2 separate regions of the Homo sapiens genome follow, and region 2 is linked to region 1. The links are chromatin loops, found by intact Hi-C in ENCODE. Cell type or tissue: IMR-90. All regions are shown on one strand. Links, peaks and the distances in the headings refer to the core of each region. The heading gives the core; the rest is flanking DNA. Region 1 has its middle 120 kb from the start of CACNA2D1. Region 2 overlaps CACNA2D1 (calcium voltage-gated channel auxiliary subunit alpha2delta 1).

Region 1 (12,728 bases), core at 2,788-10,787:
GGGTCAGATTTGTAGGGAGTGGGGAGTCTCAGGGGTTCTATTTTGTACATATTCAGTTTGAGACGTATGGTACAATTCCAAGCGGAGACATGAAGTGGGCAGTTGTATATATTAATCTGGAATTGGTAGAGAAATCTGGGCTGGAAGTATAAATTCCAGAGCCATCAGCACATACATGATTTTTGTTGTTGTTGTTGTTGTTGTTGTTTTTTGTTTTTTGTTGAGACGGAGTCTTGCTCTGTCGCCCAGGCTGGAGTGCAGTGGCGCGATCTCGGCTCACTGCAAGCTCCGCCTCCCGGGTTCACGCCATTCTCCTGCCTCAGCCTCCCGAGTATCTGGGACTACAGGCGCCCGCCACCACGCCGGTCTAATTTTTTGTATTTTTAGTAGAGACGGGGTTTCATCGTGTTAGCCAGGATGGTTTCAGTCTCCTGACCTTGTGATGCGCCCGCCTCAGCCTCCCAAAGTGCTGGGATTATAGGCGTGAGCCACCGCGCCTGGCCTCACATACATGATTTTTAAAGTCATAAAAATTGGTTGGATCATCTAGGGAGTGTAGGTTGAAAGAGTTTCAGATTTCCAGCTGGGGGGCACTTCAACTGATGGAGTTTGGGGAGATGCTACAAAACCAGCAAAAGAGGCTGAGAAGGTCAAAAAATTAAAAAAAAAAAGCAAGTATGTGAAGAAAGTATTCTAAAAAGGAGAGCGTAAAGAACTATATTAAACGCTGTGTCTATCATTCGAATTTCCAGAGAAATGGCCAGTGGATTCAGCAATGTGGAAGTCATTCGCTGCTCTCCCACTCTTATTAGAAACTTCTTTTTCTTACTTTAATATTTCTTACTTTGTATTTCTTTCTTTACTTTCATATTTCATACTTTCATATTTTAAACTTCAAGCACCTCCTTATTCTCAGTAATGACCTGCTACTTATTTCAATGTGAAAACAAAAACAATCAGAGGAGGAATTACATGATCCCACCTGTGTCTCTGCCCTTAGTGTAGCCTTTCCTACAAGGAGGAACTCTCTGTACTCTTAACCAAGGCAATTCCGTCCATCTATGCGAGATCCCGTTTCCTCTTGACTTCTCATGAACATCACTTCAGCAGTACTTCCTTCCATTATAATTGTTTTCTCCATATTTTAGTATTCTCATCAGCATACAAATTTCTAGAAGAAGATTTATTGGACAGATGAGCATGCCCTTCTTAAGAAGTTTCACAGAATCATTTTTTACCTGAGTTATTCAATAACAATTATTGCTCTTCATTTCTTCCATAAAAATCTCTGGTCTCCAATTATTCTTTTAGTCAGTATCACAGCCCACCTATGTTGAGATTTAGCTTTCTTTTAAATGTGGCAAAAGGTACTGTCTTAACTCTGAGTTAAGTAAAAGTTTACACCCAAGTATAAGTATAGGGCCTTGGTTTCTAAGTCTGCAACACTATCTGGTGATTAACAAAGATTCTGATTCCATATTCCTGAACTGGAAGTGCCATGGTTTTCTGTTTTGGGGAAGAGCTGCTTTATAGCATTAGATCTAATTTCACGATCTCATTTCACTATCTCATGGGCCTGGAATGGCCCTGATGCTCTCTGTCATGTGTCTCCTTCAGGCAAAATATCTTGGATCTGCTCTATCAGGAGTAGAGTTTATTTTCAGTTTTAGGCATTGGACTTCGTAGTAGTTAAAACAGTGAATACTATCCAGTTTCTTTCCCCAGTAATTTAAATTCTGGTTAAAATACCAACATGCAAACAACTCATTACAGTGCAGGATGATTTTTTTTTTTTAGTAAGGTATTATGGGGACATATAGAAGGGACATGTAGCCCACCTAGAAGAATAAGGAAATTTGATCTAAAGAGCACTTAACATGGAAGGAGTGAGGAAGACAGAGAAAGAGACAGCAGAAAGGACTTGGGGGAAAACCAGAGGATTCTGATGTCATGGAAACAAAGGCACATTAATGTAATTCTGGGCAGCAGAGTGAAGAAACAGAAGCAGAAGTTAGAAATGGGAGGATTAAATCGACAGGTCAGATTTATAGAAAAAACACAAACCAAATTTCACAGCAGAAATCTGACAAATTCACCACAGAGGTCACAGAGAAGCTAATTTTTAAAAAGCACGTTATTACTCTGCATGGAGCACTGATGTATAGCAGTTGCTCAGTACACATTTGTTAAATAGGAGTAAATGAAATTGAAGGGGGGCAAGCCAAATAAAAACAGAAGCACACACAGCACCCTAAAAAAGCGTATCTGGAAAAGGAAGTAAAATCTTTCAGTCTTCTAGTGGTCCAGTTTCCAAGATAAAAGTGTCCAAGTCTTAAGGTCACAGTGCCATTTCTGGCAGTTGCTAGAGCTAAAACTGGCTTGTCTGCATGATGTCCCAGCAACATCTTTAAATGTGAAAGAAATTAGCCAATAACCACAATATTTAATCCTCATAATGTCAAACAATCAAGGCTTTCACTGAATTGAAGGACTGTTTTGGCACCCACAATCCATCCCATCTATAACCACCCAAAGAATTGATTTTGAATCAAAGTAATTTAGGCAGATTATGAAATTGGGAGTTACACTGAGGGCTCTAAGATGCCAGAATGTGACTTCCTGAGTAGCCGGTGCTTTAGAGTTCTCACAAGGGCCCAGCCTTGGCAGCTGTGATCAGTGGACTGTGTGCCCAGTGCTTCACCTCTCTGTGCCCATTTACTTGTTCCCTGGCTTCTTTTACCTCTTGTCCCATCAAAACTTTTTTTTCCCCAGAGAGGATCTCATGTCAACAAATTATATCTTAATTTGAGTCTAGAGAAGTATTTCTCTTGTCCAGAGTAATTTCCATTTTAAGTCTTAACATGAATGTTATGTCCACTCTTAAAAGAATTTCAGAAATAACAGGCAGGCAGCTTTGTGCAATGAGAGAAGATCCTTTCAGGGCCTCTGAATGTGCCATCTCACAGATTTTAAATCTAGTTGAACATAGGCTCCCACTAAAGCAGTCTCAAAGAGGCATAGAATGATTATCCCTTAACCATGGTGACATCTGTTGTTGTTAGCCTGCTCCACATCCGTTTTCCCTTTCCTGATAACAAGCACCCTGCTTTTTCTTTCAGGGATTACTAATCCCCCACTCTATCTGTGTGGTTTGTGCAAGGTTAACTCCAACTTCTCAAAATGAGCATATGAATTAGGTCTAATTAATTTGAGCATCAAATTTCCCTGCACTCAGTGATGACTTCTTCGGTAAGAAAACTGGAAGACTGTGGTATCAGGGCAGCAAAGGCAATTAACGCCCTTCTGGACAGGGCAAGCCAGAGACAAGGAAACTCAATCTTGGGACTCTGCATGGATCTACAGAGGGAAGAATGGTCTCTCTTTCCTTGAATTACCAAACAGAATGCATATAAGATGGAACTACTTGCTGTGAAAAGGAAGAGTGTATCTGAGGTTGAAGCCTAGAAAGAAAAGCAGAGTTAAGAAAGAGGAGAAAGTGGCCGGGCACAGTGGCTCATTCCTGTAATCCCAGCATTTTGGGAGGCCAAGGCAGGTGGATTACTTGAGATCAGCAGTTCAAGACCAGCCTGGGCAACATGGCAAAAGCCCATCTCTACTAAAAATACAAAAACTAGCCAAGTGTGGTGGTATGTGCCTGTAATTCCAGCTACTTGGGAGGCTGAGGCACAGGAATTGCTTGAACCCAGGAGGCAGAGGTTGCAGTGAACTGAGATCCTGCCACTTCACTCACTCCAGCCTGGGTGACAGAGTGAGACTCTGTCTCAAAAAAAAAAAAAAAAAAAAAAAGAGGAGAAAGTGTCTTCAAACCATAAGGCCTCATTTGAGCCACTGGTCTTTTCAGTTATGTGCATCAACAATTATTAGTCAGTTTTATTTCGGTCATTCACAACTAAATAAATCATCAAATATTGAAACAATTTCTATTTGATTGGACTTTTTGATCAAGCCCAAGCTAAACCATTAATAATGTTCTGACTGTTGTGAGACCTCTCAGGACTTCAGACTACTAAACCTACTCCCTTACCATCCTAAAATGGGTTTCCCCTTTACTCCAAGGCCTGATTTGTTTTTTACATTTATTTAACAGACATTTACACAGTTATTACTATTGTTTGAATTATTCTACAAATATTAACTCATGTTATTAATTTAGCAATCCCCTGAGAGAGTTACTAGTTTCATCCTCATTTTATAAAGGAGGAAATTTGGCCAAATCACACAGCTAGTATGAGGGAGAGAGAGAAAGGAAGTGGGAAGCTGAGTTTCCACCACTGAGAGGTTTAATCCTTATTAAAACATTTACATCATTGTTTCTCAACCCTGGCTTGAAATAAGCATCTGAGGAGTTGAAAATTACTGTATCTGGGGTCCCAGTCCTAGAGGAGATGTTTAATTGATCTGGATTGGAGTCTGGACATCAGTATTTTTCAAAAGTTTTATAGGTGATGCCGGTATGTAATTCATACTGAAGAAAATACCTGTTTATGTAAAAGGTCAACAATTATCTTCTCCTAGGTCTGGGCATCCCTGGAGCAACTCACTCCAAAAGTCTCATTGGCTTCTATATAATGTTCACTAGAAAGCAATTAAGACTTTTAAAATATTTATTAAGACAATCCATTTTGATATATATTTAAGTTATAAATGATACTTGCTGAAACTAGAGTTGACACCATGGCGCACAAAACTGTGAATATTCATAATGTGAGAAATGGAGGGCAGCATTAGCAAAGTTATTTAAATTTAAATAACTAAAAATGACCCCATTTTAGCTTCTTATTCTTGCTAAACTAAGAATAAAATTGGATCTTTTTCCATATATAACTTGTACCTGGCCCCGATAAACTTAATAGTAGTAGAATGCTATTCATTTACATATTGTTCGTCTCCAAGGAATATAAACTGTTTCAAGATTGGTTCTCTCCTTTGTGTCTAGAATCTAAAATGAAGAAAGAAATTATGTCTACCTTTTCATTCTGCCTCCTGCTCTCTTATTCTCACGTCTAATCCCTGAACTTTTGTCCAGTTCTTGGGGGTACTAGATCTGTTATGCTTTTAGAGAAATATATGGGTAAAATGTAGGAGTTAAGTTGTGAAGACATCTTAAACATTATAAAGAAAATATTTTGTTTTTAAAAAATCTCCAGTTGCATTGTTTCTGATGAATTAAATCTCCTTTATATTTTGGACGGCTTATGTAGCATAATTAATACCCTCTAGTCCTCCTCCCATTCCCACTTCCAGAATGTCTTTAAATGTTACTATTCCAGTTAAATATAAATTCAGAGATTTGCATGCTCAAGGTTGAGAGAATAAATACTTATGCCTGCTTGATTTCTAATTTCTCTTTTCTTAGGGGAAATAAAAAGACATTTTCCTGAAATATCAAAATTTAAGTTTTGTTAAAAAACAAGAACTAATCTATGATCAGTAATTATATTCATATTTTTGATAAATATAATCCTAATGCCTAAATGTTTCCATTTATTTTATTTTATTTTTTTCCTGTGGTTTTCTTACTGTGTTTTTTTCATTGAGTGTTTTTAAATAAGAGCTTTTTCCTAAATAAAATCAGCAAATACTTATGAAAGTTTCGCTAAGCTCACGTCAGCCTAATGACACCCTGCCATCACTACTCCTTCCTCAGGCCCTCCAAAAATTATTTTGTCTTTTACATAAATACATTGCAATCCTTAGCAGAACACTGATTTATTAATTAAAATGGAAGACATAGAAAATAAAATCTTTCCACATTCTCATTGTTCAAAGTTAGCAAGAATACTTGCTTTATTAATTATACCCTAATTTGAGACAGTCACTGATTTGATAATCAGTAAAGGTAAAGTGACATTCACTCCTTTAAATTAGCAATATGTAAATATAGAATTAATGCTTAAAGTTTATAACCTGTCAAGGGGAATGAACCGAGTTGTCTCCACATAGCTGAAAGCAATTCAAAGCTTTGTTGGTATTTTTGACTTGTGAAAGACAGCAGGTATATATCAATATGTGGTTTTGATTGAGAGAAAAACTTAGAAAAACTATATTCTTACTTACTGAAAGATAATGCAGTGTAACAAATAGCATTTAGCAATCTTTCTGACACAGCACCAGATTCTGAATGAACTGTTTGATTGATTGTTGAGGCATTTGTTGTTTGCGTGTGATGAAAGAGAATTTGTGAACTAGTGGTATCCAATGATTTTCTGATTTACACCTCCAGGGGCATAGTCAACAATTAGATTGCCCTCTACAAAGTAGTTCTCAATTCAATAATCACTCATTGTTTATGCTTTCTCTAAAGAAGTAAAGATATTCAATTTTATTTTCTTTTTTCAACCACAGAAATTCCTAACATTGCTATCGAACGTCTCAGCAGCCCATTCATTTCTTTCTGTGACCTCTTCTCCTGAGTTGACAATCTCTTCTGGCTCTTGGATTTGCATCATATATGGGATTATAAATACCAAGGATGTTAATAGTTTTGAAAATACAGCAATAAGGTGGGAAATCTGCCCAAACTTTATCTACTGAGTGGACTGGCTAGTCCCACATTGAACTGATGAAATAGGCCATTTGTCCCCATATGAAGTTGACCTCTTCACCAGACTCCTATGTAGTTCAATAAACATGTATTGACTTTTTACTATATGCAAAGTACTGTGCTAAGTGGTTAAAGCTCAAAGATGGATGAGTCACTGTTATTACAGAGTGTGTTCTTCTGTAAGCCCAGATAGTTCTTCTCTAAATAGGGTCTCTAAATTCAGTGATTATACTCCCCAGTTTTCTCTGAACAGTCCCCATTTACTTGTGTTCTACCAATATTTATAAGTCCACATTTTACTCTCAAGGAATCTGATTTGATCTATATGTATATGTTTTCCTTTTGCCCTTTGTACTTAGTGACATCAGACACCATCACAAAGAAAATGATGTTGATATTAATAAGAGCCTAAAATGTGGCTCTTAGTAGTTGTTTATTTGTTGTTGTTTTTTTAAGAGACAAGGTATCACTCTGTTGCTCAAGCTGGAGTGCAGAAGCGTGGTCATAGCTCACTGGCCTTGAACTGCTGGGCTCAAGCAATCTTTCTGCTTAAGCCTCCCAAGTAGCTGGGACTAGAGGCGTAAGCCACCATGTCCAGCTAACTTTGCTTTTATTTTTTGTAGAGACAATGTCTCAATATGTTGCCCAGGCAGGTCTCGAACTTCTGGCCCCAAGCAATCCTCCTGCCTTAGCCTCCCAAAGGGCTGGGATTACAGGTGTGAGCCACTGCACCTGGCTCTTAGTAGATATCAACTTACATTCAACAATGGCTTGATGCTGAGAAATAAATTTTAATTTTTTAGTTTTTATTTTGAAATTATTCAGACATATAAAAAAATTACAAAAATAGTTCAAAAAAGTCCTATTTCCACCTGCAACCACACTCCCCAAATGTTAACATTTTATATAACCACAGTAAAATGATAGAAACCAGAAGGTTAATATTGATACAATAATTTCTAATCTGTAGATTATATTTAAATTTTGCGAACTGTTTCACTGATGTCCTTTTCCTGGTCGAGGATCCAAAAAGGATTGCAATGTGTTTACTTATAAATTCTTCAGTCTCCATTAGCCCAGAAAATCTCCTCAAACTTTCTTTTCTTTCAAGATATTGACACTTGAAGAGTACTGACAAGTTATTTTGTAGTGTATTTCTCAATTTCAGATCGTCTGATATTTTTAATGATTTCATTGGATTGTATTTTTAGCAATAATATCATAAAAGAGATATAGTATGCTCACTGCATCATATCAGGATATGTTAATAGAACTCCTTAAATTATACCACTAAGGCAAATTTTTACTTTTCTATTTTCTAGTGATATATGTACACATATTATTTTTTTAAATTTATGTAATAAAACTACAACACTGCTCTTATTTTTGTTAGTTTTATAAATCAAAGATTCATACTTCCCTTCTAGGAGGAGTTGACTTTGAGGACAGCTAGTCCACTTACAAATTAAATATACCTGCATAAACTACAGTGGTGAGCTCTGATGTTAGAAATCTCTTTGCAAGGACTGCTTTATCTAAAAATTTGCCTGAACAAATATCCAGAGAAGTACTTCCTACACTTGCTGTCAATACATACATGACACTGATGAGTTAATGAAGTAAAGCAGTTTTGGAATATTAGTCAAAAATTTATTTAGCATTTAAATCTGTATTAAGGATAAATAAGAATGGAGGCTTTTTTCCTAAAGTCCAATAATATGCCTAATTGATAAACATTGCCCTCTTAAAAAAAAAAAAAAAGGGGGGGTTTTTCTTTCCTTAGGGATTTACTCTTGAAAGTCAACTTTTTGGAATATTCAATTCTTCATGTGTATATATGACTCATTTATTAGACTCATTTACATCCTTAAAAAGATTATGAAAGAAACACTGTCTAGAATATCTGCAACTTTTTATTTGTTGACCCAATAAGAATAATTTAATATACCACTCAACATTAAATTAACTCAATGCTATATCACCAAATAAGTTATATATTCAATTGTTGGGATGGAAGTATTTTTATCTTCTCAAAGACCTGTAACACTTCATTCAAAAAAATGTGATAACTTATAAAATGTTATTTAGGTAACAAGTTTTTAAAGCTTTAAAGGGAAAATGAATAAATATTTTTCATCTAAAGATTCATAGAAAATATTATGACTACTGAAAAATATTTGTGGAGATTTTATTTAAATATGGTTTTAAAAGAAAATATACTTTTTTACTAAAAAATAATCAAAATGATAAAACTCTACTTCATGTATTTTTATAGCAAGCTGCTTTATTATTACTGAGTTTCCATTTATTGTAAATTAAGGGAAAAGCTGGGCACATAGTTAGCAAAGCATGGGCATATGTGCAGTTGTGAGAGAGGAGATTAATCTGTGTGATTATATAGTCTCCCTTTGTACTTTGGTTCTCATACCCCATGTGTGCATAGGATGATGAACTGCAGAAAAAAAAATCTTGTATACACACTGCCTTAAAAAAAACTGTTAAAGCTTCATGTAAAATGCAAATATTACAAATTTTAAAATAAACATTAAAGCAATTTTTATTTTACCAAAACACAAATAGATAATTCTAATGACTTTATTCACCTTAATTTGTACTAAAAGAAGCATTAAAATTGGGGCCATATGTTCATGGCATGGGATAATCAGTTAAGAATAAAGTAGTAGGAGGTTCTGATTTGTCACAACTTAATTATACATTCTTGTGACTACAGAGATCCAGAATTTCCAGTCCTGCTTTTTTTGATATTTTTAAATTAACAACAACAGACCAAATTACTCAAACTTTTAGTTATATTAAATTCAAGCATGATCCTATAGAAACAACATAAGGAACACAGTTTTATACTGACATGGCTACCAGTTGCTAGTAGTAACAGTTATTACATTACACATATTCTTTCTTGTAATATGTTAAACATTCCATCTTTGATTTCTACCTAAATTTGCATACTAAATTAATAGTGAAAACTATATTTATAGTTGTAAATGATTTAAATTCTCTGAAACTCAGTGTCTCATCTTCTAAAGTAGACATAGAAATACTTAGAAATTTATTTGAAAAATTAAATGAAATAATGTAAAAGTACCTCTGACTTTGTGTCATATATAATAGAAGTTTCTTTGCTTTTTTTCTTTTTTTAGTTACAGTGTATCAGTAATATTTCATCTTCATTGTCTTTTTCTGATAATTTCACTGGATCCAAATTCATATTCATTATAACAGTCTGGAATATCTTTGACCTTTATCATTCAGGCTATTTTATTTCTGTTTATTAGAGAGCTCTACAAACTATTACTCACAAATCATTATTTCTGACACCATTCTCTGAGGTGTGAGCATCTGCTAGCTGCTAACAGAGGGTGCAGCTGTTGTTCAGAGACCGTCTGTGTTGTGTTGCCAAGCAACTGCTGCAAACCAAATCCCGGGGCAGGTTGCTTGCCCGGGCGCACCTGCCTGCCGACCCAGCTATTTATTTAATTAAAAATCTGTTCCTGCACTACAGCTTGGCCGGAAAGGCAACAGCAGCAATCGATTACAACTATATTAAATGACCTACCCATACTGTTTCATTGAGTATTCATTGCAAACCAAAGGTGTCTCTGACCACCCTGTCTTATTCTTAATGACTTTGCAAAAAGTGTGTAAGAGCAAACTATAGATGGATTCTATTTGCATGTCAGAGAAACTGAAAGCAATCTGTCAGGAGCATTGTTTCATGTAATAAAATGTGCCAAAAAAAATGTTTCAGCAACAAACAAGCTTCTAACAAGAGACACTGCATTTTTTATGTACAACAGAAAAAAGAGTTTAAAATATGTATTTACTATTAATTGGGAATTTGAAATATCAGCGTTTTATAGTATAAGTTGTTTTATTTTCCTTCTTTTAATTAAGAAAAACAGATTACCACTTCAGGTGCATCAGAGTTCACTCATAATATTACACTGGTTTTCTATTCCCATTCTGTTCTGCCCATTTTAAAAATTGACAGAGGCTCTTTTATGTCAACCAGATGATATTAGAAATAAAACTGTCAAGAATTAATACCAGTCTCTGAAATTTCTTTTAAAAGCCAGGGGGAGACTATACAATGCTTATATACACGTCAACAGTGTTCTGTCCTTTGAAGCTCATTTCAGCTTCTTTTCCCTCTTAGAAACAACCAGATCTAATAACAATTTCAAGGAAAAAAAAATAAAAATTCTCAGATGTGATTACGTGACAGTTTTATTTTTAATATCTTGAGGTAAAGACTTTAAAGTCGGACTCCAATAACAGAAGTATTTCTATTTTTTATGACAACTATTAGATTTAATAAATGTTTGTTATATCACCAAGAACCGCATAAATTATTATTTAAAAGCCTAGAATTACTTTTGTTTGCATGATGTATCAAATTGCCCATACAAAAGTATCTTGTTCGCAGAAATGGTACTAAATAAAATACAAACATGATACTAAGGGGAGCTCACATTTTAAAAATATAATGTTTTTTAACATTATGTATGCATGTCTGTGTGTATGATTTTAAACTGCGAATGTTTTAAAGTTAAAATTGGGATTAAAAAATTCTGCCAGAATATCAGTGTTCTTCCTGCTTTAATGCATTTTTTATTTCACTCACTTACACAACTCACAGGCTTCTGTTTTCAGAAAGAAAACCGGCGTCTCACGCCTATAATCCCAGCACTTTGGGAGGCTGAGGCGGGCGGATCACGAGGTCAGGAAATCGAGACCATCCTGGCTAACATGGTGAAACCCCGTCTCTACTAAAAATACCAAAAAAATTAGCCGGGTGTGGTGGCGGGTGCCTGTAGTCCCAGCTACTCGGGAGGCTGAGGCAGGAGAATGGCGTGAACCCAGGAGGCGGAGCTTGCCGTGAGCGGAGATCGCGCCACTGTACTCCAGGCTGGGTGACAGAGCGAGACTCCGTTTCAAAAAAAGAAAAATAAAACATGCTGCTTGCCCATGCCATATTATATTAATATTTTCATTGTTGAGATAAACATATCTATTGATTATAGACAATGCTTAATCTTAATAGGTATCTCATCATGACAAGGCATTGAAATTTCATAATATCTACTTCAAATGAAAATTTCAAAGGAAGATTTGCTACAAACCTGCATGGTTTAATCTTCATTTATTTCTGCAAATTGTTGTACTAGTCAATGATCTATTTTTGTGGATGCTAACATCAACCAGTTACAGACAGTCCTCTATATTATGCCTAATTATAGTATTTCTTGCTTTTTTCTCTGCATTCCTTTTCCTTATAGTGAAACAACACGTACTGGCCTCTGAGGATTTTTTGTATTTCTGTGGGATCATTGTAATGTCACCTTTGTTATTTCTGATTGTGCTTATTCGGATCTTTTCTCTTTTTCTTTTTTTCCTATTTTTTTTTTAATCCATCTTGTTCATCCTTTCAAAAAACCAACTTTTGGTTTGATGATTCTTTGTATGGATTTTGGGTCTCAATTTCATTCACTTCTGCTCAGATTTCGTTTATGTCTTATCTTTTTCTTTTTGAGACGGAGTCTCGCTCTGTTGCCCAGGCTGAAGTGCAGTGGCACAATCTCAGCTCACTGCAAGCTCTGCCTCCCGGGTTCATGCCATTCTCCTGCCTCAGCCTCCCTAGTAGCTGGGACCACAGGTGCCCACCACCACGACCCACTAATTTTTTGTATTTTTAGTAGAGACAGGGTTTCACTGTGTTAGCCAGGATGGTCTCGATCTCCTAACCTCGTGATCTGCCCATCTGGGCCTCCCAAAGTGCTGGGATTACAGGTGTGAGCCACCGTGCTGGCCTCATTTATGTCTTTTCTATTGCAAATGTTGGGGTTAGTTTGTTCTTGTTTTTCTAGTTCCTTTAGGTGTTATAGTAGATTGTTAATTTGAGAACTTTCTAACTTCTTGAGCTAGGTGTTCAGTGCTATAAAATTCCCTCTTAACAGTACTTTTGTTGCCTTGCAGAGATTTTGGTATGTTGTGTCTGTTTTCTTTTCTCTCTTTTTTTTAACATTTATTTTAGGTTCCAGGGTACATGTGCAGGTTTGTTATATAGGTAAACTTGTGTCATGGAGTTTTGTTGTAAGATGATTTCATCACCTAAGTATTAAGCCTAATACCCATTAGTTAT
Region 2 (12,728 bases), core at 1,887-9,886, 400 kb after region 1:
CAAAATGTACTTTATGTTCCATATTACCAAAAAAAAACAAAAACCAAAAAACCCTTTAAAACCCTTGAAATGTTCTCCCATAATTAAAGGTACATTATTTATAAAATACATTAAAAATAGCATTAAATTTTAATATCTGAATAATTTTTGTCGATATTATGAATATACAAGTTGGAAAAAGTTGCTTTTAACTACTTTGAGTTTGTAAGAAGCAGTATACATATTATAATCACCTTGATGGTGGGCAATATGATGAAAGTGAGAATGAATATATTCAACTTCTTAAAATTTAATTTGCTTCACTTTAGCTAGAAGTAATCTCTCTTCTACTCTGGCCTACTTTGAGAAATGTCAGCTGACATTAGCGGTTGCATGTTTTTTTTTTCTTAATAAACTTGTTTTATGAACTAAGAGTTACTAGTTTATAGAAATAGCAGAAATTCTCCTTGTGGTAAGGTCTGCATATCTATCATTTATCTATCCTCTTATAGCCAAGGGGCACAGTAAAAAAAAAAAAATTCCTTAATAATCAGAAAGTACTTCTGTTACATACTTGAGTGATTACAGTTGTAGTGAAAGAAAATCTTTATAATTTCTGATCACAGAAAACTTCCAGACAACTCATTTTGGGGATGTAAACAACTGCCCTCTACCTTCCCACATTTAAAATAGGTTTAGAATGTGAGCGACAGCTTAATTGTACTCTTTGCAAAGCAAAAGTCTCAAATTTGAAGGTATGTAGTTGTGCTTCAGTAGACACTAAACTGAGGTTTAAGAATTAGCACTTCTTTGTGTTTCTATGATTATGTTGAATATCAAAGGAAAATGCACTAAATGATATTTAATTCATGTATATAATAGTCTTCCATTCTTGATACTTGTGATATTATTTATTTTTACTGTTTATCACTTATTTATATATTTTAAACAGTCTACTAATGAGAGACTCTATTTGACAACTGCCAGTTTGTTTGATTCTCTACTGAACTGATCATATCACTTAACTTGATTGGTATTAATATTATGTAGGTATTGGCTTTGTCTACAACCTTTATCATACACAGGTTAATAAAGATCAATTTGCTATCCATGATATATTAAGGAAAAAATCAATGATTAAGCTAAAAACATAAGCTCCTAGAGCATCGAGCAAACTGTAAGCTCATCTAGTGAATGAAGAGGCTTACAATATACTTAGTTGCTTTTAGATAAAAACGATTTTTTTTGTTTTTGCAAATAGGGAAAAAGCAGCAAAACAAATCTAGCTAAATATATGTTTGATTAACAACATTAAATATAAATTACTCTTCCCTTATGTCCCACAACATAAAGCGTGCATGGTAAAAGCAGTGTAAAGTCATAATAGATGTATGGCTAGATCATGTATTCTGCCTAGCATAGATATAATACCCTTGGTGCTGTTTTAGTTTGAATCTTCAGTAATTCGGAGAACTCAAAACAGACACACAAACTCAGCCTCTGAAATATATAGATTATACATTCCCTGTTCAAAGCACCCTTTTTCTTTGCCTTAAATTCATTTGGTAGTATTTTAAGTAGTCATTTATTAGTTGTATGTTGTTTTCACTTTTCTAAAGAGCAATAATGTGGAAAAAAATAACTTGGCAAGTAGGGTTGTAGTAATGCCTATATCATTGTTGTTTCATTTAACTATTATTTATTAATTTCTAGACATAAGGTTTCATTTCCTAGACATTGTGAACTCTTTAATATTGGGCTCATTAACACTAACATTTGGCAATTATTTTGTTTTCTATATTGAGGTAATGGGTAACCACAACACAAACACAATACAAAAACTCTAAATTCAAGTTTGCTATTACCATATTTTATTGAATGTAAATCATCAATTGTAAGGCACTTAGTCATTCTATTTATTTTAGTTATTTCTAAGAAAAAGCCACTTGGCCGGGCATGGTGGCTTACACCTGTAATCCCAGCACTTTGGGAGGCCAAGGTGGGTGGATTACTTTAGGCCAGAAGTTCAAAACCAGCCTTGTCAACATGGAGAAACCCTATCTCCACTAAAAATACAAAAATTAGCTGTGCGTGGTGGTGCATGCCTGTAATCCCAGCTACTTGGTAGGCTGAGGCAGGAGAATCACTTGAACCTGGGAGGTGGAGGGTGCAGTGAGCCAAGATCATGACACTGTACTACTCCAGCCTGGGCAACAGAGAGAGACCTCATCTCCCCCAAGCCCCCACCAAAAAAGCCACTTAAATTATGATGCATCAGCAATTGTATGCTGTATTCTTAGAGATGTCAAAAAGTGAAAAAAATTATCTTGAAATGTAACCCTTATTTTCTACTTTTTTGGTGCCTCTATCCAAGTAGCAGTACTGCTAAAAAAACATTGTGCAAGAGGACAAATCAGTCCCACAATAATACAAAAGCCATTACTAAATCTTCTATGGTGAAATAGAAAATGAATTATTTGCCCAGTAAGTATTAGGAATTCTTAGCAAATGGTGGTCACCATGTGGGAGAATTCTTGAAGAAATTCTGTTCCTAATTTCCCCCTTGGTTACCTCACAATTTATTTAGGGCCTGTTGACATACTGATTGACATCAAAAGAGACTGTTAAAGGGAAAACAAGTTAGACCACTTAGAGTCCTGTCAACTCATTTCCTGAGCATCCTTCCTGAAGGACCGTGAATGATGTTGACAGGACACAGGTCTGTCACAGTTTGCACATTGAGAATTGCTATTTCCCATATCTAACCTTGGCAGCCATACATAGTCTTTATGATAGCCCTTCCCTTTGAAATGCCATAGAGTGATAGAAGGTTTAGATAGTGGTCGTTTTTGTGCTTGGAGAATAGAACCTCAATGAAGACTATCTAATCTTAAGACTCAAATAAGTAAAAAGTACAAAAATAATACATTCCTCTCAGCTTTTTTTTTGTTCCTAATAAACTAGGTGGTGCTTTAGTGCACAGATACAGCAAGGTTAAATAAATCCTTCAAGACCAGAGCAGAATACAGTTCAAATTCGTGGTTGAAACTTATAAATCATTAACATTAAATCTCTTGTTTTGTGAAAGCACACAAAACAATTGTAAATTTTCTCAATATTTTAACCAAACATTTAAAAATGGTTAATTTGAAGATAAATTTTATCATCTTTCAAAAGGTCCTTCTTTTAAACTTTATAATTCTTTTATCTTTTAAGGTATTTAACAATGTGCATCTGTGCAATATTTCTTTAATGCCATCCTTTAATAATTTAACACTAAGATGATTTAGAAGGCAGACATAATTTCCTAAAAGGTACATTAACATTTCAAAGAGCAATGTAATATTCTGATTCTTCCCTCAAGTGTAAGTAGGCAAGTTTCATTAATATTACTTAGGCAAAATGTTGATTAACCTTCCCTACTGTGTAATGTAGAGAAATCTCATGAACAACAAGAACAAAAGGCAAAGCACTAATATGCTGGCAACAACAAAGGACTTATGCAATTCACACTCTCTCTCAGCTCCATTCAATTCCCAACTGAATACACAATTGAGGGAACAAAGGGCGTACACCCTAAATGGATTAAGATTTATGTGGTCATGCATTTACAAGTTCAAACTAATATTTGTAAATAAGCTATGTCTACCAGCTGCCTGCTAGGTCTCCATACAATTTATGGGTGTTAAAGGTGACATTTCATGTCACTTATGATGGACAAATTATTCTATTAAGGGCAGGTGGGAGAAGCAAAAAAGAGCTTGGAAAGCTAATTGTTCTGCATGAAATAATTGCTATTTCTACCAAACAGATCTTTTCCAATTGCATTTCAAATCTCATTTGATTGCATTGCAATGGTTGGTTAACTAAAGCAATTTTGTTTCCAAGGAAGCTTGCAATATTAATTGTACTTACACATGTATAAACATAAGGGGTGTCTAATTTGTATTTTAATAAGTAGGATCTTTATGTATGGCTTATTAGCACCAGCTTGTTACTGTGCAGGCAGAGTACAGACGTCTAGAAATTGGCCGGTAAATAAAACATTTGAAGAGTCCCTTTTAGCTTCAGCTTCACAAAGTAAATTAGAAGGTGAAAATGTTTCTAGTGAAGTTGTACGTTATTGAGTGTCCGTCAGGCTAATTTAGTTCTCCAGTTATAGCTTTAATTTTATAATATTAAAATTACTTTGCCAAATCATATTTTGAAATGTTGATATTTTAAATTTTGTGTTTATGCGAGTTAAACTAATAGGCACCGGCATTATGTATTTAATCATTTCATCTATCCTTATTCATTTCATGAAATTGCATCGTTTTTATTGATTGTAGCAGAAACATTTTTGAATATGTGGAATGGGAAAACACACTGTATTTGTTTTACTTAGAATCGAAGACAGACAGTCACTTGGTATGAGGTCTTGGATATTGAAAGAACTGACTTTTAGGGATAAAAAGTGAGAGCGTAGCATTGTCTTAATGAATAAATAAGTGAATTTTAATAGATCACCAAAATGATTTTAGGCTCTGGCTTTATTTAGTCTTTCTTAGTTTCCACCTTTGGTTGAAACACTCTTGAAATCAAGAGCTTGCATATTTTAATGTTTTTGCAACATTTCTGCTATGTAGGGAAACAATTTTTTGTTACGGCTTTTTAAGAGTCTTGAGACTTTATCTTCATCATAAAGATAGATTAAAAGCCATAATGCAAAGCTCATTTACTCCAAAATTCTGGAAAACCAATGTAATGTAAAGGAGTCAGGCGTATTTGTGTGCCTTACTGTTGTTGTTCATGCATACGTATAAATGCCATGGTAAGAGTATTACAACACCAGCATAAAAAATATTAACCATGGGCTTTAAATTGTTAGTTATGCTGGGTGATAACCTATCTCTTTTGTTTTTTATATTGAAAAGAAGCAAAATATTTAATCATTAATTACCTAGTCAAAAACACTGGTTTCACAGTTAACAATTTTTAATATTTTCTAATGATTTTACTGACCTCACTTTCCATTTCTATTAAAGCCAAAATGACAATAGTACGTGATAGTACAGTGGAAGCCCCTGCAGTCAGACATCATGATGATATGTCCTGTGATAAAGTACATGTAGATATAAATGAGGCTGGGTAAATTTCCTTCTTTCTCTTCCTTCCCTCTCCTCTCAGGAAAGGAGGGAAAAGTTAAAAGAGGACAAACACCCTTGGCTTAGGAAATGGGGAGGTAGAAGGTGGTTCTCTATATTTTCAGGACCAATCCGCTGCTTCAATATCCTGGGATTGAGATGATGAAAATAGTGCTAAATTATTGGGAGATTCCTGGGATTGCTGCCAATGTCCTAAAAATTTCAGCCATGCAGAGCTGAATCATCCTCATTGATGTTTAGTCTGGAGTAGATTACTGCCACCAGCTGGTACCGAATTGCAGCTGTCAAAAGAGGGTTTTTGAACTCCAATTTCATTAGCCTCTCCGTAACTTGAGCTACATTTTATTAAAATTGTTGTATACTGCTTATTTGCATTAAAATGGGAGTGTACTGTATTTCTGAACTGCAAAATAAAAAAATTAAGAAAAAAATACATAAGCATTACAAATTACTGCAATTTTCATTTAATGCATAATCTAAGAAGATTTACTCCATATACGTATTTCCATCCATTTCATATCCTTGTTCAAAAATCTTCAGTGACTCTCCATTTATTAATAGCATATATTTAGGGTATACTAAGCCCTTTATGACCTGGCCCCATCTAGCCTTTCCTAAATTTTGTATTGCATAATCTCTCCAGCAGCTATTACTCCTGTCCTGAAATTCTAAGCTCAAAGCAGAGTAAATGACTGGACATTTCCCTAGAACAGTATTCTTTTCTTCACTTTCAGACCTTTTGATAATCTCTGCCTAGAAATTTCTTCTTTCTCCAATTTCTTCATATTTTTGATCAACCAATGTTAGATTTTTTGTCTAACAATGTTATTTCTGTTTTATATGCTCCCCAATGCCCAATATATGTTTAATTCAAGTATAGCTCACTGTGTAGTTTTCCTTTCTTCACTTTTAACTGCTAAAATATAAACTTCTTGGGGATAAAACCGTGGCTAATGCATTACTAAGAAAACCATAGTCTAGTCCAATATATGCCAGAGTGGCCTATATACAATTTTTTAATTAAAAAATAATTACTTGTAGTATTAGGATATCTGTTTTTGCTTGTAAGCATTATTGACAATATTACTGTGGAGATAATGAAAATTTGAACTGCACTTTTACATGTCTGAATATATCTGTACACAGCTTTGGTATAGTCATGGCGCCTCAGTCTTGGAGTTGTGCAAATCTACTTCAGATTTTAGGTCTGCCAACAACTTGCTGTGCACTTTTAGCAAAATAATAGCCTATTTGAATATTAATTTTTTTAATCTAAAAACTCTTGGCTCTGTGATCTCCAGCAGCATAATTATTACTGCAAGATGCTTGATAATTGTCTTTCTCTGCTTCTATGAGTACTATCTCTCTTCCAAGGATGATATTTCTAGAAACCCCAGGGTTTGTCTCAGGTGTTCACAAGCAAGTTGGCACAGTCTCTTGATGGATATTTGCCTAGTCTAGTGAGCATCTGCCAGCTCCTATTACTGTTGTACTATGTTTGCCATTGCAACATCCCAAAGTGTGAAGTCTTTGAGCTGGATTCAATGTGCTCTATGCAAAAATGGGGTGAGTGCCCCTATTTCCAACCCAAAAGGTTTTTAATAAGAGACCTGAAGCTCTTTCTCATACTACCTGTGTCACAAAGTTCTGAAGAAAACGGCTCATTCATCATTTATTTAATCATTCTCTCTCTAAAGGCAGAAGTGCCTTTCTTTGTGTGTCTTTATTTCTTACTTTACCCTCATCTTCTCAATGTCTGTATGCATTCTTGTCCATGTATTTCTCCTTCTTTAGGAAATGATAATCAATTGACCTCCAGGAACTGAATGCATGAAAAGACATTCCTGATAACTTGCCATCTCCAAACATATATTGTTATCATTCAGGTTTAGCCTAGAGGGGACCTATTGCTATATACTTTCATGTCTCCAAAAAGTTGTTTTTAAATTAAATGAGATAATTTATACAAATATGCCTAAAATTTTGGAAAGTCTTTAAAAATGATAATTTTAATATAGAGGTACTATCTCCCTTCAGATGTATTTCTTCAAAGAAGTTGGAAAATGTGGAGACTAATATATATTTCCATTTATTGTCAATCCTTCAGAACAGAACCCTAGGGAAATCACTGTATTCCCAGAGATAATTTTTGTATGAAGAATAACATCAGATGCTGGAATAATTTCAATTTGGTGGAGTTATAGATATATTAATGGCTATGTTAATATTACTGTGGGAAAGAGGAAATGTTCCAGGACTCGAAGGCCTGGCCTGAGAGTTTTCTTCCTAAAGGGCTGACACTACAGTGAAAATTGAAGCTTTAAAATAAGGAAGCAAAGTACAAGGCACAGATGATTAATATAGGCATGGGGTGCAGTCACTAGTGGAATACATTTTGACATTGGGAGCTACCCAGGAAAGCTGACCCCGGGGACTGAGGGCTTAGTAGACTGGTTTCAATGGAGAGATAATATTTGTCCAGAGTACTGAAAAGGGTCTGGATTGGGGTTGAGAGAGTGGATATTGCAACCAGAAGCTTAGTCAGAAAAGATGTCTCTAAGTAGAAAGAAGATGCTTTTGAGAGATCTGTCATTTAAACTTAAAGTCTCTTAAAAAAGAAGAAATACTAAAGAATATTCATCTACATTTTTCTTCAAGTTCTTAAGAAGTTTGTAGCTGGATGTCTGTACTGGATTTGTTTACATATTAAAGAAATGCTATAGGAATTGAAAGGAATGACCAGCTCTCCCCTGCTGTGCAAAATGACCTCCTCCTTTAAAGCTCATGCCTTCTGTGGATAGTCTCATCAACTTACAACCTTCCAAACCAGCCTAGCCGTGGATTTCTTTCTTATGCTATCTTCTCTTTCGTTAATCAAAAAGTTTTTTCACTTTATCTTTTCATCCACATACATACTAGCTCCAGTATCTTCCAACATTAAAGAAAAAAAAAAGTCTATTACCCCTTCTAGCTCTGCCACATTTCTTTGCTGTTTTATACTGCAAACCTCCAAAAGTTATGTGGACCTCTGCATTTTTCACATTTTCACCTTTACTCACTGGCCAGCCCACTCCAATTTGACTTTAAATTTCATCTATGGTGAAGCTCTTCTTTGTAGTTAACAACTACCTCTATGTCATCAAATCGAATGAGCATGTTCTATTTATCTTCACACTTCATGTCTTTTCATCATTTTAGTGCACCACTTACTGTATTTCCTTTCTTCAAACACTTCTTTAGTTATCAGGAAACCTCACTTTCCCTGATTTCCTACTTTTCACTACCCATTCCTTTTCAGTCTTTATTGGTACCTTTTCCTTTACAGTACCTCTGTGTCTTTAATGTTGTCTAAATTTAGGGCACAGTCTTTGCCCTCTCATCTTTAATGCCCATATTCCTCCAAGGACACTTGATCCATATTGTTGGATTTACATGTAATAACACCCAAACCTCTTTTCTGAGCTTTAGGCTCATTTATCCGATGACATGCTTGCTGTTTTCATTTACCTGTCTCACTGGCATGTCAAGACTAACATTCGCAAGTGAACTATTATTTCTATTACTTTTCTCCATCAGCATCCTGATCTTCTGTTAAGTTTTGCATCTCAAAGGATCACTTTCTCCTCCAGTTAATATAGCTCAAATTCAGGAGTAATCTTAATTCCTTTCTCTGCCATAACTCCACATGTAGTTAATCTGCAAATTTTGTCAATTCCAACTCCAAAATTTACCAAGCAAGCATTCATTTCTCTTCATCTCCACTAACAACATTTTTCCCCAGAAAACATTCATATCCTGCAGGCAGCATAATCTTGAGATTATTAATCAAATTATGAATCGGAATCCACTCCACTATTCTTTGGTATCCACAAAATTGTTTTATAGAATTCTAATAATGAGGTTCAGTACATGCTACCCCAAAATATTTTAAGCTGAAGGAATCAAAGAAAACCATGGGGGCAGGGAGGTCTCTTTGACCTTCCCTCATGTCTTTCTTTCCTGAAGCCATAAAACCCTCAGAGAAAGGAAGGAAAGGAACATCCTCATCTCTGAAGATACAGGGATACAAAGAAAAATCTCAACAAACAGGTCTTGCTGAGTTTCCCCCAGCTTATCTCCATCAGATGAAGCTTTTTTAATCCAATCAGACTTTTCCACAACTATCTACTTGCCCATCAAACCTAGCATAAAAAATACACAAGGTGCCCTGTTTCTTTGGGTCTTCATTTCCTTATGAAGGCTCTCGTGTCACATAAAACATATATTAAGTAAATGTATAGCTTTTCTATTGTTAAACTCTTATTATAGGAGTCTCAGCTATGGAACCTAAAATGGGATGAAAAGATATTTTTTCCCTACAATAGTGACCCAGCATACACATAGGCAAATAAGATTTTTAGTCAGTTAAATAGAAGAGAATGATGAGATTTTTTTCTTGGAATTAAGAAACAATTTTATAAAATAGTAGAAAATGCCAGGTGTGGTGGCTTCTGCCCATAATCCCAGCACTTGGGAGGCCAAGGCATGAGGATCACTTGAGCCCAGGATTTCAAGATTAGCCTGGGCCACGTAAGGAGACCTTGTCTCTACAAGGTCTACAATTAAAAAATTATCTGGGCATGGTGGCACACACCTGTAGTCCCAGCTACTTGGGAGGCGTGAGCAGTGATTGTGCTACAGCACTCCAGCCTAGGTAATGGAGCATTTCTTCTCACCTTCCACATATCTCCCAAATCTTATTAAATTATTACTTTTACATTAAGGTTTGTCTTATGTTCTATAATAATAAAAATTCTGACAGTATTTAATACTGATTTTATATTTTGATGGATTAAATTTTATCAGCAATACTTTTATGATAGCCCCTTCATTACTTTATTTCTTTTTTAATTTTTTTCTTTTTAATTTCATAATTTGATTGGATTTTGTTAAGTATGTTGACCAAGGAGGTGGTAGAATGCTCTAATCTGAGTTGTTGTATGATTAAGAATATCTGGCCTTTTCATTTTGGACTTGAAGGTTGCCCTGGCTAATTATGTATTATTTTCCTCAAAATTTTGGGACATTGCTTCACTGTCTTTTGTCATTCATAGAGGCTAGTAGGAAGTCTGAAATCAGTCTGTTTCCAGTTCATAGACTCCTCCTATATTGAACTGATTTTTTTCCCACTGGTTTCCGAATGATACATTCTTCATTCTTGAGATTGAAGTAGGAATAATACATCTTGTACATCTTATTTTTGATTGTTTGGTGTCTTTATATTAAAGTTTTAATTTTATTTCAGAGATATAATGTTTCTGCATATTTTTGAGAGTGTGTGTATGTTCTCTCTTCATCAGGAACATCACGTTAATTGAGCTACATTTTCTGTTTTCTATAACTGGTATTTTCTCTTTATTACAGTCTTTTTTTTAACATTTCATTTTGCATGATTTCCTAAAGCCTGTCACTAATAATGTCCTTTTCATATGCATCTGTGCTTTGGCTGTGTACATGTCTTTCTTCTCCATTCTTATTTTCACCTGATTTTTTTCTCTGTTTTCTGGCAACTTCCTTGTCAACTTATATCGGTTCATAACATCAGATTCTGAACCCCTTTATCTTTTATTTTCTTTCACTTTTTGGGGAGATCTCTCATCACCATTTTGAAGAACAGATCTGTAATTTATCTGAGACTGAAGAATAATGGGTATTATTCCTTTTATTTTAGGATCTCATGTGTTTGGTTAGTTTTTCTTCTTTCACCTTTTGAAAAATATGGATATGGACGGATTCCTGAATCTCTGAATAAGCTAGTGATTTGATGGAATATAGGGAAGATTAAAAGGAGAAGATGCTGAGGTAGCTTGGAAACTTGATGAATAGTCTCAAATATCTTACAAAGTGTGCTTCCTTTCAAACATTCCAGTCAGTTTTTTTAGCATTCAAGCAGTTGATAAGACTTAGGGTAAAAAGGATTAAGTCATGGTTTGTCTTGCAATTTGATGATTACCATTTTTGCTTTCTTACTGGGATTTATTTTGTTTCATACTTTTAGCTAGAAGTTATTAGGAAAAAGTAGAAAGCTGCAGGTAGTACAATTAGCTTGTACTTCAAAGCCAAAATAGGCAATGTCAACATAAGTGTTCCTGAAAATATATGCAGCATCTGATTATCCCCTAGATACCTGCTAGCTATTCTAAATTCTGGTCTTAAGTTATTAGAAAATATGAAGAAAAGAAAATATGATGTAAACCAGTACAGCAATACAGAGAGCAGAAAATACTCTGATATTTAAACAGATACCCTAAAGTTACCATTTGCACATGAGATATATTGATTATACAACATAGAATTTACTGTGCATCTGACTCTATTAAATAGGATATTTGCTGTTTAACATAAAGTCTATCTTATTTTTTGAGCCATGAAGTAAGTATCAAAACTATCATGTGTAGAAGTAACATATTCTAATAAGTAGGACCTCCAGCCAAGATGACAGAAATTTAGTCATTTTTCCATTGTGTAACTTTCAGCCAATTATTTAACCTCTAAGCCACAGTTTCCTCATCAATAAAATAGGACTAATATTGTTTCCAGTAGCACAAGTTATTTTGATACTTAATTGAAATTATTCACCTAAGACTTCACTGAGGCTTTTGAGTAGACTCAGGCTTAAATAAAGGACAATGAGTAATGTCACATTGTTTACAAACTGATATTCCCATGTGAGCTAAACAAACATAACTCAACTTTTATTGGCAATCAAATTTACTTTCTTTTTTTTTTTAACTTGGTTTCCATTTCCCCTGTTTGCTTTGTAGTGGAATCTGCAAGGTATATAGCAACCTGTCATTATCAAACACATTTCACATACACATTGCCAATACATTTCATTGAGACTGATTGTGTTAGCAAAAGTGCTAATTCCCTATTGGAACATAATTTTAAAGCTTTGCAAAGTGAATACATATGAACTATTAAGTAAGGAGGGCAGTACAGAATAAAAATATCCATTTTGATAAATTGTATTCTTGCTTTATGCAAATATATGGAAACATATATTATAAACATTATATATATAGTTTACATATGTTTGTACAAAGCAAGAATATAATTTCTCAAATGAATATCCAATTTATTCATTCTGATAAATATCCAGTTTATCAAAATAGATATGTTTACATATATTCAGCATGCTGAAAACATGTTTTCATATGTAAACATTTGTATGTGTATATATATTCAGCTATGCTGAATATATATATGTAAACATATATGTTTATTCAGCATGACTTTTAAGCTCTAGAAATGTCCTGAAATCATTACTGCAATCTTAGTGTTTCTATAAATGTTGGAGTTTGTTACCTTAGAACTCAACAATTGGTGAAATCTAATACATTTTATCTTTTCATACTTTTATTTGAAAATCTGAGGTATTTATGTTCTGAGCATTTTGGGTTTTGAAACAAAGAGCATTAGTTACACTCAGGAGAGGGTAGATTACAGAATGAAAGTTGTAATAAATTTAAACTATCTGTGTGGCCCTATTGCTAAATTCTTTTTTCAAAGTCCTATGCTGAAAATGACTAGATCATATATTCAAGATAACGTAAGCCTGCT

The links. A loop is a pair of places that touch in the nucleus more often than their neighbours do. Peaks named below come from ENCODE experiments on the same cell type or tissue, not always from the same donor. Only the 100,000 strongest peaks of a DNase experiment are listed, where the experiment ranks them.
Region 2: a loop joins it to region 1, with 2.0 times the contacts of the local background. A loop is called at or near these places in 25 of 110 quality-filtered maps.

What each region holds. Positions count from the first base shown.
Region 1 is chr7:82,556,881-82,569,608 of GRCh38, reverse strand. No RefSeq gene overlaps it. Among named protein-coding and RNA genes, the nearest start is that of CACNA2D1, 120 kb to the right of the region's middle. In IMR-90, for the core only: no CTCF peak of the experiment used is centred there; DNase peaks (open chromatin) are centred at 6,418 and 6,698.
Region 2 is chr7:82,157,643-82,170,370 of GRCh38, reverse strand. The region is part of intron 4 of CACNA2D1 (calcium voltage-gated channel auxiliary subunit alpha2delta 1); the gene reads left to right. Among named protein-coding and RNA genes, the nearest start is that of CACNA2D1-AS1, 150 kb to the right of the region's middle. In IMR-90, for the core only: a CTCF peak has its summit at 5,390 (motif pointing left); a DNase peak (open chromatin) is centred at 5,340.